Linked DNA regions of Homo sapiens: region 2 is linked to region 1. Evidence: read pairs that join two places in POLR2A ChIA-PET (ENCODE). Cell type or tissue: PC-3. All regions are shown on one strand. Links, peaks and the distances in the headings refer to the core of each region. The heading gives the core; the rest is flanking DNA.

Evidence for each region. ChIA-PET counts read pairs that join two places held together with the same protein. Peaks named below come from ENCODE experiments on the same cell type or tissue, not always from the same donor. Only the 100,000 strongest peaks of a DNase experiment are listed, where the experiment ranks them.
Region 2: POLR2A ChIA-PET joins it to region 1 with 15 read pairs; 3 of 35 experiments call an interaction of 5 or more read pairs at or near these places.

What each region holds. Positions count from the first base shown.
Region 1 is chr12:88,057,610-88,060,541 of GRCh38, reverse strand. It overlaps CEP290 (centrosomal protein 290), which reads left to right. Exons shown (of 54, transcript NM_025114.4): 48 at 522-644; 49 at 1,522-1,694. The region is part of intron 2 of LOC124902977 (a long non-coding RNA gene); the gene reads right to left. It also overlaps the pseudogene LOC100420011. Among named protein-coding and RNA genes, the nearest start is that of RLIG1, 24 kb to the right of the region's middle. In PC-3, for the core only: no CTCF peak of the experiment used is centred there; no DNase peak of the experiment used is centred there; H3K27ac peaks cover 505 bases.
Region 2 is chr12:89,283,222-89,286,153 of GRCh38, reverse strand. No RefSeq gene overlaps it. Among named protein-coding and RNA genes, the nearest start is that of DUSP6, 68 kb to the left of the region's middle. In PC-3, for the core only: no CTCF peak of the experiment used is centred there; no DNase peak of the experiment used is centred there.

The sequences.
Region 1 (2,932 bases), core at 163-2,662:
GTCACCCAGGCTGGAATGCAGTGGTGCAATCTTGACTCACTGCAAGCTCTGCCTCCCGGGTTCATGCCATTCTCCTGCCTCAGCCTCCCCCAGTAGCTGGGACTACAGGTGCCCACCACCACGCCTGGCTAACTTTTCGTATTTTTAGTAGAGATGGGGTTTCACCATGTTAACCAGGACTGTCTCGATCTCCTGACCTCGTGATCCGCCCACTGCGGCCTCTGTGTCTCTTTGTGAAAATACAGATGCCCAAGCTCCCATCCCTGAAATTGATTTAATTATTTTAGGGTGGGTCCTGACACAGATATGTATGTTGTTGTTATTTTAAGTCATCAATTTATTCTAATATGTAGCCAACGTTGGGAACTTCGTTCTCACTAATATTCAAATGAAGACTTTAATTCTAATCATATCAAATATGGTTTCTAAAACTACTTTGAAGATTTATGAGTTTATAAGATTATCTTTTATTTCCTTGTTTTGATAATGTATACTTTTTATTTTGTTTGTTTTTTTACTAGGCTGAATTAGAAAAACTTAAAGCTCATCTTGGGCATCAGTTGAGCATGCACTATGAATCCAAGACCAAAGGCACAGAAAAAATTATTGCTGAAAATGAAAGGCTTCGTAAAGAACTTAAAAAAGTATGACTTTTATGACTGATTATAACTTTTGATTTTTATTTTACTTAATACCTCTTGGAAAAACTGGAAGTAGATCCTTGATGAGAGTGTCTGTAAAGGTAGATATTAAGAGATTGAGGAATTGTGTTTCTATGCCTGCTGTCATCACATTCCACCATGAAAAACATTGATAATAAAAGTTAATACATTTAGGCTGGGCACGGTGGCTCACGCCTGTAATCCCAGCACTTTGGGAGGCCAAGGCGGGTGGATCACGAGGTCAGGAGATCGAGACCATCCTGGCTAACACGGTGAAACCCCGTCTCTACTAAAAATACAAAAAATTAGCCGGGCGTGGTGGCGGGCGCCTGTAGTCCCAGCTACTCGGGAAGCTGAGGCAGGAGAATCGCTTGAACCCGGGAGGCAGAGGTTGCAGTGAGCCGAGATCGCACCACTACACTCCAGCCTGGGCAACAGAGCGAGACTCCATCTCAAACAAACAAAAAAAAGAAATGATCTACGTTGCTTACACATACCTTATGCTTATAGCTAGGTCTCGTAAGCATTAGGAAGTCAAAACAAAGAATCTTTTACATGTGTAAAGGTATAAACTATCCCATTTTTCTAAAAATATAGAGGAACAAAGTGTCAAATTTAAAGTAATCACTAGTAACTAAATATATTCCTCTGACCTCATTTTCGTGATCTGTTGTTCTAATTATTATTGGCCATATTGCTGCTTTAAAGGAGAGATGTTGAATTTGTTGAAATTTTAATCAGCATTTAGAGCCCCAGGTTATTTTTGTTTTCCAATTTGTAATGATAATTTTGAATACACTGAATCTATGAGAACAGTATTATGTTTTCTCATAAAATACTAATTAGCATTTAATGATAGGAAACTGATGCTGCAGAGAAATTACGGATAGCAAAGAATAATTTAGAGATATTAAATGAGAAGATGACAGTTCAACTAGAAGAGACTGGTAAGAGATTGCAGTTTGCAGAAAGCAGAGGTCCACAGCTTGAAGGTGCTGACAGTAAGAGCTGGAAATCCATTGTGGTTACAAGGTAGGAACAGAGTTTTAAACTTGTACAAAGTTTAATCATTTCAAATTTTGGCATTGTTTTAAAAGACAACACTATTCTGGATAACCTGGTTTCTTCCTGATGAACAGTTTGTTTGGTTGTTGTTTTAACATAATACTTTTTTTCTGTTGTAGTATTGTTGGAGACTTTTTCTTCCTTGAAATGTTTAACTTGTTTAACCTTGTTTGGGTGGCAGGGCATGGAACAGTGTAGAGCTGGGGCTGGGCGAAGGAGTTGGAGCTGTGTGTGCGTCATGAAGCTGTCATCAGCTATGAGCCTGGGCTGAGGCTGCTCAGCTTCTCCTGGGTGCTATTTTTCTCCAACTGCAGCTTCAGCTTCTTGATTGTATAATTTGCTTCCTCAAGTATGAGCCAGGAATAATTGAGCTGTCTTGTCACAATGTGTGGCATACTGGATCTAGGCTGTGCTGCAATGCTTTTAGAGTTATATCCTGGGCAACTTTCTCTTCAGATAGCCCCAAGAGATGAATTCAGCACCAGCTTTGATGTTTTACTAGCTTCTGCTTTCTGGTACTTGATTTTCTCCCACCCCGAACACATGGGATTCCAACCTGTGAAACTAATTTTTGTGGCTATGAAAGAGGTAGTGGTAGTTTATGAGTAAACATTCAGTCTGTTGCCACTATCATCATGTGTGGTTCATCATGACTGTGATGAGTAGGTAAAAGGCTCTTTGTGTCATTCTCATTTCCAATTTTAAGCAGCTGCTTCAAGGAGTCTGGAAGTCATTGACCAGTGGGATCCTGCCTGTGTCTTTTCCCATTAAAGCCATCCTGTATGAAGTGGTATCCTTTACCATCTAGCACATCTGCCGCCCCCATTTCAAAAGGCATACTCATCTTTATCTCAACATTCTCATACAGTTCCTTATGTCCATGCACCTCCAATGTCCCCTTTGATGTCTTTGAGGTTTTCATCTTCCATGTCTGCTATTTGGAATGGTCTTGATGGGAGGCAAGATAGTGATCACTACAACTAGGATGGGAGTCTTAGTACCGTGAGGCTACAGCAAGTCCCACAGAGGGCCTGCTGCACTGTACTTGCCTCTGTCAACCAAGTCTAAGGAGAAAGATTAAGCAGGCATATTAAAGGACAGCCCAGATGGACATGAAGTCCTGGAGGAGGCCTTGGTTCCTGTCCTAATACTAAACCTAGAGTACCCAGAATCCACACTTCTCCACTCTAGCTCTCACTTTTCCC
Region 2 (2,932 bases), core at 170-2,669, 1.2 Mb before region 1:
ACTATGACTTACCAATTTTCTATTAATATATATTTTTATACCTACATGGTAGTGAAGGCTAAAAAACAGTAATGATAGTTTCAGTGGGAGCTGGATTTTCACCAAGGACATTTTTATTTAGCAAAAACAATAATGTTATAAGCTAAGTAGAAATTTCTACTTTTTTTGACTTCCAAGGAGAATTCTGATGGGGCTAGAGTAGTATCATGTATGTGCTTCCCAGATAAAGCATATCCAAGTAATTAAGAAAATGTATCTAATCTATGAAAAATAGATCTACAGGCCAGTGTAGGTTTAAATATTGGCTGGCTAAACAATTTCTTCCTCTTCCTTTTTTAAAGTTAATGTAGACACATGGAATAGGCAGTATACCTACACTCTAGAAGACATGAACTTCTGGACTACCCAACCAGAGTTTGATAGCTAAAAAGGACAGTAGAGATCCTCTAGTTTAATCTTTCCTTTGTACAGATGAAGCAGGATGTGATTATAAAAATTAATTGGGGTGATCAGATTCTATAAGTTTACAAGTGAGTTGAACTATGCAACCAGCGAAAATTGCATGTTGTAAAGTGTGGTTGCAGAAATTTTAATTTCCTGTCTTTTACTATAATAAATTAAGGTTACTTTTCTGAGTGTGATAAATATGAATGCGTGAATGAGAATCAGACCTTCTCATACAACATGTTATTTCACCACAAAATATCATCATATCATCGTGGCCATCTCTCCATCTACTTATTTATTTATTCAATAAATATGTGCTATATGCTAGACAATGTGTTGGTGGTGGTTAAGCCTGCAGAAGAAATAGTATAGATACAGTCTCTGTTCTCATGTGTGACATTTTTGATCAAAGGGGGGACACAGATCCTTATACAGTGTTCCATTGATTCTAAGGCACATATTTTCCCCCTATATTTTAATGTCTCTGACATCAGTATACATCCTAAAATTGAAAGAGTGTTATAGCTTTATTGACACCCCCTTTTTTCTTTTGGTGTGTCATATAGTGGCTTGTTTAACAATTGCTGGCATCTTCAATTCTATGTGATACTGAATATATGCATTATGGCAAATACTACTAAAAAAAGTGTTTTGAGAGAGACTAACAGGGGACCTGCTTTAACTAGTTGGTGTGGAAAGCCCTCTGGACAAGATGATGTGTAAGTTTGAAGAAAGAGAAGGCCCCGGTTGAGTGAAAGAGGTGACAAGAGCATGGTAGAAAGAGAAAATAGATTTTGTGCATGACTGTGTGGGGGACTGTTGGTCTGTCTGAGGAATAAATGGAAGGCCAGTGTTGCTGGACCATAGCGAGCAATAGGGCCTTTCAAGAAGCCCAATTCTTTTAGCTTCTTGCAAACATTTATTCTGGAAAGACCTTTTTCAGATCAGCTGTATTGAATGCATTTTTTTCTGTGTGTGTGTATCAGTCATGTATGATGGAGTAAAAGCCATCATTGGTCTGTCACTGCTTGGGAAAATCAGTCCAAATTTGACCTTTTTATTAAAATGATTTTTAACCTAAGTGTTAGGAATGCATGCAATTATAATTGAGCTGAGATACTTGGCTTTTTTTGGAATTATGTAACAAGGAAATCTTTTCTCCTATTTTGGCTTTATTCTTCTTTGATATCTTGCTATTTTAAACCAAGTACAATAGACCTTTTATAACTGAAACTCTTTAAGGTGAAGATTTATTGAAATTTTATGATTTTAACAGAAAAGTAATTTTGCTTGAAAACATACACATATAAGATAAAGTGTTAACAAAATGTGGTGGTTATGTTGCAGCAGCTGTAATTCACAGAAGCTCAATTGTGATGAGCAATACTCTTCTGTATAAAAATAAAAAGCAAAAAAGTAACAAATACAATGACATATAGATAAATATAAATATTTAAAAAATCCAAAGCTTTGAACATGGTTTGAATTTTTAAGTAGGGATACATATCCCCTGTAGCATGACTTAAAATTATTGGCAAATTGTTAACTGCTAATATCTCACGGATGAATAGCTACATATAGTCAAAGAGGAAAATCCATATTAATGAAGTTTTTTTTTTTTTTTTTTCGAGATGGAGTCTCGCTTTGTTGCCCAGGCTGGAGTGCAATGGAGTGATCTCAGCTCACTGCAACCCCTCTGCCTCCTGGGTTCAAATGATTCTCCTACCTCAGCCTCCCTAGTAGCTGGGACTATAGGCATGCGCCACCATGCCCAGCTAATTTTGTATTTTTAGTAGGGTGGGGTTTCACCAGGTTGGCCAGGCTGGTCTTGAACTCCTGCCTTCAAGTGATCTGCCTGCCTCGGCCTCCCAAAGTGCTAGGATTGCAGGCATGAACAACCATGCCAGGCCTTAATGAAGTTTTTATTGTAAAAAATTTTGTATCCTTCTCTAATATAAATTACATACGTTCTTCCTTTATGTGTAACCTAACAACCATTAGTTTATCTCAGGCACATTTTAATAGATGTCTAAAAACCTAAAGAAAAAATACTTTTTCAATAATCAGATTTAAGGAACATTTCTCAAAAAGAACCACAAAGTATTGTATTACTTATTATATTTTGAAGATTGATTTTGACTTTTTTTATACTACCAACAAGAACAAAATCTCCATTAAAATATGTGTAAAATATTTTTTCACCATCTTATCATTTTTTTCATGATTGTCTTCCAGTCATCTGTTTTGTGTTCCCATTTTACTTTGCTAAAGGTAATTTTATATAGGCTTTTCTGAATGATGCACCCACTTTAAAATCTGGGTGCATATTTGCATGAAAGCATTTACAGAAAATAAAGACAATCCTATGATGGGTAGAAATCACTGAGATCTTTAATAAAAACAGTGCGGTTTCTTAAGAGAGTGATTCGTTGCCAAATTAGAAAGAGATGGGGTTGTATCTAACATGAATGCGTTCTATGCTGAG